2 separate regions of the Homo sapiens genome follow, and region 2 is linked to region 1. A link is an interaction called in ENCODE POLR2A ChIA-PET data of the cell type or tissue named here. Cell type or tissue: Caco-2. All regions are shown on one strand. Each heading gives the region's core, and the rest is flanking DNA. Links, peaks and the distances in the headings are about the cores only.

The links. ChIA-PET counts read pairs that join two places held together with the same protein. Peaks named below come from ENCODE experiments on the same cell type or tissue, not always from the same donor. Only the 100,000 strongest peaks of a DNase experiment are listed, where the experiment ranks them.
Region 2: POLR2A ChIA-PET joins it to region 1 with 7 read pairs; 10 of 35 experiments call an interaction of 5 or more read pairs at or near these places.

Annotation. Positions count from the first base shown.
Region 1 is chr17:75,439,799-75,445,175 of GRCh38, reverse strand. No RefSeq gene overlaps it. Among named protein-coding and RNA genes, the nearest start is that of TMEM94, 14 kb to the left of the region's middle. In Caco-2, for the core only: no CTCF peak of the experiment used is centred there; DNase peaks (open chromatin) are centred at 2,595 and 2,835.
Region 2 is chr17:75,366,785-75,372,161 of GRCh38, reverse strand. The region is part of intron 2 of GRB2 (growth factor receptor bound protein 2); the gene reads left to right. Among named protein-coding and RNA genes, the nearest start is that of GRB2, 36 kb to the left of the region's middle. In Caco-2, for the core only: no CTCF peak of the experiment used is centred there; no DNase peak of the experiment used is centred there.

The DNA.
Region 1 (5,377 bases), core at 240-5,239:
CTGCCACCACACCTGGCTAATTTTTGTATTTTTAGTAAAGATGGGGTTTCACCACGTTGGTCAGGCTGATCTCGAATTCCTGACCTCAGTGATCCACCCACCTTGTCCTACAAAAGTTCTGGAATTACAGGCGTGAGCCACTGCGTCCGGCCTCAAAGAAGTCTTTCGAACAGGGTTTAAGTAACAGTGTCTAGATCTATAAGGGCCAAAGAAGCCCCCTGCTGTACCTAAACAATATTTATATAGCTGCCTCTGGGGTTCTCTAAAACTGAGTTGGGGCCAGGCGAGGTGGCTCACGCCTGTAATCCCAGCACTTTGGGAGGCCGAGGCCGGAGGATCACGAGGTCAGGAGATTGAGACCATCCTGGCTAACACAGTGAAACCCCGTCTCTACTAAAAATACAAAAAAAATTGGCCGGGTGTTGTGGCGGGTGCCTGCAGTCCCAGCTACTTGGGAAGCTGAGGCAGGAGAATGGCATGAACCCGGGAGGCGGAGCTTGCAGTGAGCCAAGATCACACCACTGCACTCCAGCCTGGGCTACAGAGCAAGACTCCGTCTCAAAAAATAATAAAAAACTGAGTTGCTTCAATATGGGAGGTACGCTAATGGGAGGAGGTAGCTGGGTTCCTCCCAGTCCAGTAGAACACTGGCTCATCTACAGAGGGAGACACATTGTTTGAAACAGGATGGAGAGTATTGGAGAGGCAGTCAAACATCGCGCAGAGAAGCACTCTTTGTCAGTGAATGGTCAGGGCCTTGTAGGGTAACAAGACATGCTTCCTGAAACAGTTAGAGCTATTTTTGGCCCACCCTTCTCCATCTTAGAAATACTTTTTTCTGAGAGGCTGAGGCAGGAAGATTGCTCGAGGGCAGGAGTTGGAGGCCTCAGTGAGCTATGACAGCTTCAATACACTCTAGCCAAGACAACAGAGTAAGACACTGTCTTTAAAAATAACAAACAGCCGGGCATGGTGCCGGTAATCCCAGCCGCCTCCCCTTGGCAGGAAACGGCACCGCCGAATATCCAGTTGCTTCAGCCAAAACCTGGCATGTTTGATTTCTTCCCTTGCCTCCCTTACCATATTCATCTGTCAGCAAGTTCTGTGGGTTCTAACTCCAATTATAACCCTAATATGTCCGCTTCTGTCATTTCCAACTCTACAACCTGGGTCCCGGCCATCATCAACACCTGTTGTACTAGTTTAATAGCTCCTAACACCAGGTGTGGTGGCTCACACCTGTAATCCCAGCACTTTGGGAAGCCAAAGTGGGCGGATCACGAGGCCAAGAGATCGAGACCATCCTGGCCAACATGGTGAAACCCCGTCTCTACTAAAAATCCAAAAATTAGCTGGGCGTGGTGGCATGTGCCTGTAGTGCCAGCTACTCAGGAAGCTGAGGCAGGAGAATCACTTGAACCCGGGAGGCAGAGGTTGCAGTGAGCCAAGATCATGCCACTGCACTCCAGCCTGGGCGATAGAGGGAGACTCTGTCTCAAAATCAAAAACAAAAAAAAAAAAAACAAAGGCTGGGCTCAGTGGCTCATGTCTGTAATCCCAGCACTTTGGTAGGCCAAGGCGGGTGGATCATGAAGTTAGGAGTTCAAGACCAGCCTGGCTGAGATGGTGAAACCCCATCTCTACTAAAAATACAAAAATTAGCCAGGCGTGGTGGTGGGCGCCTGTAATCCCAGCTACTCAGGAGGCTGAGGCAGGAGAATCACTTGAACCCGGGAGCTGGAGGTTGCAGTGAGCCGAGATTGTGCCACTGCACTCCAGCCTGGGCGACAGAGCAAGACTCCATCTCAAAAAAAAAAAAAAAAAAAAAGCTCCGGCTGGGCGTGGTTGCTCACACCTGTAATCCCAGCACTTTGCGAGGCCGAGGCGGGTGGATCACGAGGTCAGGAGATGGAGACCATCCTGGCTAACATGGTGAAACCCCGTCTCTACTAAAAATACAAAAAATTAGCTGGGCGTGCTCGCAGGCGCCTGTAGTCCCAGCTACTCTGGAGGCTGAGGCAGGAGAATGGTGTGAACCCGAGAGGCAGAGTTTGCAGTGAGTCAAGATCGCGCCACTGCACTCCAGCCTGGGTGACAGAGTGAAACTCTGTCTCAAAAAAAAAGCTCCTAACTAGACCCCTGCTTCTTCTCTAGCTCCCTATTATTCAGATTCCACCCAGTAGCCAGAAGGTCTTTCCACACCAGAAGTCAGGTCATGACCCTCCTCTGCATGAACTCCTTAAATGGCATTCCATCATACTTAGACTAAAATCCCAAGTCCTTATGGTATATTGGTAGTCTATTACTGCATAATAAATTGGCCTGGAATTTGGTGCCGTAAACAATACAAATCTGGGCCAGGCGTGATGGCTCATGCCTGTAAACCCAGCACTTTGGGAGGCTGAGGCAGATGGATTATCTGAGGTCAGGAGTTCCAGACCACCTTGGCAAACATGATGAAACCCTGTCTCTACAAAAACTACAACAATTAGCTGGGCATGGTGGCACATGCCTGTAGTCCCAGCTACTTGGGAGGTTGAAGTTGGAGGATCATTTGGGCCCAGGAGGTGGAAGTTACAGTGAACCTAGATTGCGCCACTGCATTCCAGCCTGGGTGACAGAGCGAGACCCTGTCTCAAAAAAAATAAGTAAATAAATACATGTATCTTTGTTTCCTGACTTACAGGAAAAGCAAAGGAAAAAAAATTTAAAGAGAGAGAGTTTAAAAAAAACAATACACATCTATTATCTCAGACAGTTTCTGTGGGTCAGGAATCTGGGAGCAGCTCTGATGGCTAATCCTGGCTCTGGGGTCATGAGGTTAAAGTCAAGATCTCAGCCAGGGCTGCAGTCATTGGAAGGCTTGGCTGGGGCTAGGACACCCAAGGTGCCTCACTCACATGAAAAGTTAATGCTGGGTGTTGACAGGAGGCCTCAGTTCCCATGATGTGGACTCTCCACTGGGCTGTTTGAGTGTCCTCAGGACATGGCTTCTGGCTTCCCCCAGAGCAAATGATCCAAGCAAGAACAAGGAGGAGGCCTCAATGTCTCTTAGGATCTATCCCTGGAAGTCACAACCCATCATTTCTCTCTTTTTTTTTTTCTGAGACGGGGTCTCGCTCTGTCGCCCAGGCTGGAGTTCCCGGCTCACTGCAAGCTCCGCCTCCTGGGTTCATGCCATTCTCCTGCCTCAGCCTCCCGAGTAGCTGGGACTACAGGCACCCGCCACCACACCTGGACAATTTTTTTGTATTTTTAGTAGAGACGGGGTTTCACTGTTAGCCAGGATGGTCTCAATCTCCTGACCTCGTGATCTGCCCACCTGGGCCTCCCAAAGTGCTGGGATTACAGGCGTGAGCCACCATGCCCGGCCACACCCCATCATTTCTCTAATATCCTATCGGACACAGGATAGCCCTGTTCAATGTGGAGGGGGACCACACAGGGAGTTAACACCAAGAGGCAGGGATTGGCTGGACATGGTGGCTCATGCCTGTAATCCCAGCACTTTGGGAGGCCGAGGCGGGCGGATCACTTGAGATCAGGAGTTCGAGACCAGCCTGGCCAACATAGTGAAACCCCGTCTCTAATAAAAATACAAAAATTAGCTGGGTGGTAGTGTCGCGCACCTGTATTCCCAGCTACTTGGGAAGCTGAGGCAGGAGAATCGCTTGAAGCTGGGAGGCAGAGGTTGCAGTGAGCCGAGATTGCTCCACTGCACGCTAGCCTGGGTGACAGAGTGAGATTCTGTCTTCAAAAAACAAATAAATTAATAAAATAAGGCAGGGCTCACCGGAGGCCCTCGTGGAGTCAGCTGTCACATATGACCTGCAGGCTTTTCCTATGTTTTCATCCTTGCTTCCCACCACTCCTTGCCTCCAAGCTCAACACATTCCAGCCACACTGGCCTTCTCTCTTTTCCTGCCACATACCTGGTGCATTCCTTCTTCAGGACCTTTGCAGCAGCTATTCCCACAGCCAGAATGCCCTTCTCCAGGACATTTTCAGGATCAGAATGTCCCCTTCTCTGAGGGGACTCCCTCGACTCTCAACCTAACGTGCTCCCCGGTTTCCATCCTGCTTTTTGTTTTTTCGGAATATTGATCTCCGCCTGCTCCATTTTTTTGTTTGTTTATTTGTTCATTTTCAGTCTTCCTCTACTAAGATAAAAGCTTCATACGAGCAGGAAATTGTGTCTATTTTGGTCATTGTTGTTTTCCCAGCACTAAGAGCAGTGCCTGGCACATATTCATATAACTGACAGATGAGAGAATGAAGGGCTTTCCAAGGTCTGATGCAGTATCCCACAAGGACGTCCACGTACTTCTGACTTTGTGCTTTCTAAGCATTCTTTTGACTCAGCTTTTTGAGGGCCTTAAAACCAGCTAAGGGGTGTCCTAGGAGACACATATCAGTAATGATAATAATATCAGTAATAGTTAACCATTATGTAGGGCTTACTATGTACTACACACTGTTCTAAGTGCTTTATATAATAACTATCATCTCCATTTCAGAGATGAAAAAACTGAGGCCAGAGTCTTTTTTTTTAACCCTTTTCCTGTTTAGTAGAAAAAAGTGCAGCTCGCTGCCAGCCCTGATTTAATTCTACATAAACATGCTCTTTGAGGCTGAAGGAAATCTGATTGATTTTTTTTTTTTTTTTTTTGAGATGGAGTCTAGCTCTGTCACCCAGGCTGGAGTGCAGTGGCGCAATCTCGGCTCACTGCAACCTCCGCCTGCCAGGTTCAAGCGATTTTCCTGCCTCAGCCTCCCGAGTAGCTGGGATTACAGGCACCCGCCACCATGCCCAGCTGATTTTTGTATTTTTAGTAGAGAGGGAGTTTCACTACGTTGGCCAGGCTGTTCTTGAACTCCTGAACTTGTGATCTGCCTGCCTCGGCCTCCCAAAGTGCTGGGATTACAAGCGTGAGCCACCGTGCCCAGCCATCTGATTGATTTTCAATGTGAAAATAAAATATAAAAACTGTTCTTGGATTTATTTCTAAACAGAACTAATATCAGAACTGTCTGAATCATCCAAATCATCTATTTCAGAAAAATCAAATTCATCAAATGAATCTTTGGCCAACAACTGTTTGAGAACATGTTAACATCACTTGTAGGAATGCTATGTTTTCTAGGATTTGACATTTTCAGCGATCGAGGATTACTTTTTTTTTTTTTGAGATGGAGTTTCGCTCTTGTTGCCCGGGCTGGAGTGCAATGGTGCAATCTCAGCTTACCGCAACCTCCGCCTCCCAGGTTCAAGCGATTCTCCTGCCTCAGCCTCCCAAGTAGCTGGGATTACAGGCATGTGCCACCACGCCAGGCTAATTTTGTATTTTTAGTAGAGATGGGTTTTTTCCATGTTGGT
Region 2 (5,377 bases), core at 160-5,159, 73 kb after region 1:
GCTTTCTCTTTTAATTTGGGTGCCTTGTGTCATTGGATGTGTAATGTGGTCTCGAGCTAAATGTGCAGACAGCAGCATCTGAGACATATCCAGAGAGCAGAGGCAGCATTTCTTTGAATTCAGCAAAACCATAATTATTGTGTTTTCTTTTCAGAACTGTGTTTTACGCAAATAATCTTCGGCAAAGTCTTACTCTTATTGTAGATACTCATTTTAATTCTGTGTGTTAACTTGCACCACAGTTTTGCATAATTTACTATCCTCCTCCAGAAAGCTCTACAGTGTTCCATTGGTCAACGCTTTTGCCAGTAATGTCAGAAATAATGGGTTGGGTGATCTTACTTTCTATATTTAAACAAAATTTTGTCAATTTTCAGTTAGTTGCTTGTTTTCCCTGACCACTGGGCTATCTCGTATTTCTGGTCTTCAGTCATGTTGTTCCTTTTGTGTGGTGTAACCTTTAGCATTTACGTGCCTTGGCCACCTCTCGTTGCTTAGAACAGACCCAATCTCCAGAAGGTTTTCTGGGTGTTCTTCTTTTCCCTCGGGTTCCCCTTTGCTGCCCCGAGCACCATTGTGTACCTCTTGCCACAGTGTGCTTTTGTTACTCCATTTCACAGTAGGTTCCTCTATCAGCATCTTGCACAGTTGCCTAGCAACATAGTTTAATGTGTTGGAGGCAAGAAGGGAGGAAATTCACACCATGTTCATCCTACTCAGTGTGAACTGAGTCTATAGTTGATATCCTCTTTGTGTCACTCAATGTTGTCCTGCCTGAGTTCAGGCTTGGTTCTTACGTTGCGGCAGCTCTTTTGCCTTTATTTAGGCAACAGACCAGAAATAGAAACCCTTGAATTTTTTTTTTTTTATTCCTTTATTTTCCTTGCCAGCACCTTGGTTAGATTTCTTAACTACTTTTTTCTTGAGTCTTTGTAAAGTATAATTACACTTTACTGTGCTTACGATCTAAAGAATACTTAATCAGTGTTATTTTTTATTTTTATGTTTTATTTTTGTATTGATTAGGTCTTGCCATGTTGCCCAGACTGGTCTCGGACTCCTGGACTCAAGCAGTCCTCCCACCTTGGCCTCCCAAAGTGCTGGGATTACAGGCATGGGCCACCACACTTGGCCTCACTTTTATTTCTTAAAGTCACTGCCCAATAAACATTCCAAGTTTCCACTAGTTTTTGTTTTTGGACATTTGTTCCATCCAACATCGTGGTGGCATTATATTTTAGTAGATTGTCCAAACATGGGTAAGAAAGATCAACTATGAAAGGAGGTGTCGAACACATTGGCTTTCCCACCTGAATTTGTTCTTTATTCTTTGGATGTATAAAAAACAAGAATAAAACTCACAGGGAGAGTTTGAAGGAACTGTGAAGATTCGTTCTAATTTACATAGTTTACACAACCCATAGCCCTAGGGAAAGTGCCAAAGAACAGCTTTGCAGAGGACTGAAGTCCTCCTGGGAAGAAGAGTCCCTTCGCATCAGATGGCTCTCTTGAGTTTACTTTGCTGCTAAAAAAGTGAGCTGGATTGAGGGGAAGGTTTTCTATTTTTCAAGCTTTGCCAGAACACTTGGCTTAACAAACAGCTGTTTGAAGTCTTAATTGTGTCTCTGTATTTCCAGGGACGCGTTCTGACCTCTTATTAGCAACACAGCTAGGGCTGGCTGGCATGCTTTGTGGTGCCAAACATAGCTGTACCAGCCTGGAAGGTATCCAAACCGAACAAGATATTGAAGTCAGAAGGAACAAGTGGTACAAATTCTCTCTTAGTCAGAGTTTGGAAAGCCTTCGTATTGAAATTCATGCGGACAGATTTGACACACTTCTGAAAATTTTTTTCATCAACTGACATTTCAGTTCTTCCAGGCCTGGAATAGTGGGTTTCAGTCAACAAGGCACCAATATCTTTTTAAATTTGCCCATAGTAGCCAGCTTTTGGGGTGTATGAATATTAGTGGCAGCCTTGGAGCTTGAACGTTGCATCAATGACCTCTGTTAACAGCTAACCATATGATATCCACAAAATAATGAATTTACATTTCTCATGGGCCCTGGCTTTAGCCATTACCTCGAGAGTCAGTCTGAGCATCACTTTTAAGCATTCATTCATTGAGTGTCCCTGTCTCTTAGTACTGTGATGGTCCATGTTTTGAGTAAGTAATGCCATCCTTCAAGCAAAGGAACATATATATGCTTTGAGTTGTTTTTCTGGTAGTGGTAGGTACATTTGCATCAGAGTCAGTAAGTTCTTAAATACCATCAGCCATAGTCAAAAACAGTTTTTTTTTTTTGAGACGGAGTCTCTGTTGCCCAGGCTGGAGTGCAGTGGCACGATCTTGGCTCACTGCAGCCTCTGCCTCTCTGGTTCAAGCAATTATCCTGTCTCGGCCTCCTGAGTAGCTGGGGACTACAGGCATGCACCCCCACACCCGGCTAATTTTTTTTTTTTTTTTTTTGGTGGAGACGGTTTCACCATGTTGCCCAGACTGGTCTTGAACCCCTGACCTCAAGTGATCAGCCCGCCTCGGCCTCCCAAAGTGCTGGGATTACAGGTGTAAGCTACTGCGCCTGGCCCAGAAACAGTTTTTAACCAGTGCAACTCATACCCATCCATCCAGAGTCCTTGTCTCAGTCTCACATTCTGATCTAACAGCTGAGCTCAGAGCAGCAAAGGAATAAATGGGAGTTTTTCTCAATATAAGGTTGACTATGCCTTCTTATATTTTGCCTTCTTAAATTTTCATATCTTTGGCTCATGGACTGTGGTGTAAAGAAACCTTCAATTTTCCTATAACATTGTGCTGCTACTCCTGTTCCAGCTTAAAATCATTTAAATACGTTACTTTTGATATGTCGCATTGTGAACTCCTAGGTTAGGAATGTCTAGGGGTAAGTTGATGCAAAATGAGGATAATCATTAATTATTAAATTTCTAAGATGTTCTTTTTATATACCAAAGCTGTGTTTTAGAAGGATGACTTTGAGTAGTGTGGATTGAAGTAGGGGAGAGGCCAGATACAGAGGACCTAGGCTGGAGCCAGCTTATCTGGGTTCAAACTTTGGCTGTGCCATTTGCCATGATCATGATGTTGGGCAAGTTTTGTTCTTTTTTTAAACTTCTTTGTGTCACAATTTCCTCACTGGAAAAATGGGGATAATAATGGTCCTTGACTCATTAGATATTGTGAGGATTAAACTAACTGAAATATGGAAGCACTTAAAACAGCAAGTATATGAGAAGCAGTTTTGTTTCAGGCAAGCTGATGGAGTATGTTAGTGGAAATGGAAAAGAGTCATATTTATCTGGGTGCAGTGGCTCACACCTATAATCCCAGCACTTTGGGAGACCGAGGCAGGAGAATCATTTGAGCCGAGTTCAAGACCAGCCTGGGCAACACAGTGAGACTCCGTTTCTACAAAATAAAAATAAAAAAATGAGCCGGGCATGGTTGCATGTGCCCGTAGTCCCTGCTACTCAGGAGGCTTAGGTGGGAGGATCTGGGAGGATCATTTGAGCCGGGAGGTTGAGACTGCAGTGAGCTATGATCTCACCACTGCACTCCAGCCTGAGTAACAGAGCAAGATCCTATCTTTAAAAAAAAAAACAACAAAAAAAAAAACAAACGCCTGACGCAGTGGGTCACGCCTATAATCCCAGCACTTTGGAGGCTGAGGCGGATGGATCACGAGGTCAAGAGTTTGAGATCAGCCTGGCCAAGCTGGTGAAACCCCATCTCTGCTTAGAACACTCACACAAACAAAAATTAGCTGAGCACGGTGGGGGGCGCCTGTAATCCCACCTACTCAGGAGGCTGAGGCAGGATAATCGCTTGACCATGGGAGGCGGAGTTTGCAGTGAGCCAAGATCGCATCACTGCACTCTAGCCTGGGTGACAGAGTGAGAGACTCTGTCTCAAAAAAAAAAAAAAAACAGCTGAGCACAGTGCCTCTTATCTTTAATCCCAGCACTTTGGGAGGCCAAGGCGAGTGGATCACTTGAGGTCAGGGGTTCGAGACCAGCCTGGCCAACATGGCAAAACTCCGTCTCTACAAAAAGTACAAAAATTAGCCAGGCGTGGTGGCGAGTGCCTGTAATCCCAGCTGCTCCAGAGGCTGAGGCATGAGAATCGTTTGAACCTGGGAGGCTGAGGCATGAGAATCGCTTGAACTTGGGAGGCAGGGGTTGCAGTGAGCCGACATCGTGCCACTGCACTCCAGCCTCAGTTACAGAGTGAGACTCCATCTCAAAAAAAAAACCAAAACAACGAAAAAAATCTAAAGAGTATTTTAAGAGAAGAAATAACAGGATTTAATGATTAGATGAGACATTCTGTTTAGCCAGAGGATTCCAGGGCTTTGAGGCCGAGGAAATATTGGTGTCATTAACAGAAATGAGTAAATTAGGAATTATCTAATTGGAGAAAGGAAGATACTGAATGCTAAAACCATAGGAAAAAGTTTGACTAAAAGTACTGTGGATAGTTTAGAATCTTTGCCCACTGCTGTATCAAGTAAAGAATAAAGGGCTGAACTCATTTCTCACAAGGTAACTTCTTTATGCATATTTCCCAGCAAGAAGCAGCCTTAACCTTGAGAAACATGAGTCACTTCTGAGGCTTTACTGCTCTAGGCAGTTTCTACCTCATGATCTCCCTTAAAAAGAGGGTAACGGCCCAGCTCAGTGGCTCATGCCTCTAATCCCACCACTTTGGGAGGCTGAGATGGGAGGATCACTTGAGCCCAGGAGTTCAAGACCAGCCTGAGCAACACAGCAAAACTCTTACCTCTACAAAAAGTTTTTTTAAAAAATTAGCTGGGTGTGGTGGTGCACACCTGTAGTCTCAACTACTCCAGAGGCTGAGGTGGGAGGATCGCTTCAGTCTGGGAGGTCGCGGCTGCAGTGAGCCATAATCACGCTACAGCACTTTAGCCTGGGTGACAGAGTAAGACCCTGTCCTGAATAGGGGGAAAAAAAGAGCAGTGGGTCTGATTATAACCTTTGTGACAACACTAGATCCCATTACCATAGACTTTCTGAATTGGTTATAGTAAGCCTTAATTTTATTTGTGCCTCGTAAGAATAGTGTGGCCCTATAAATGATAGATTTGAGTGAGAATTCCCACATCTAAATTGTAAGACCCTCATGTACTGAAGCCTCACGTATTTTTCCTTTTTTTTCTTTTTTGAGTTTTTGTTAGTATATATCACAGGAAATTTTACCTGGGAACCTTAAGCTTATTGGTGATCTAGTTATTAGAGATTTAAGAAGTATTTTTCGTTTTCATTGGCTTATTTCAGGGAAAAAAAATTTGTTGGATTACTTTCTTGTTTTTTGAGCCAGGGTCTCACTCTGACACCCAG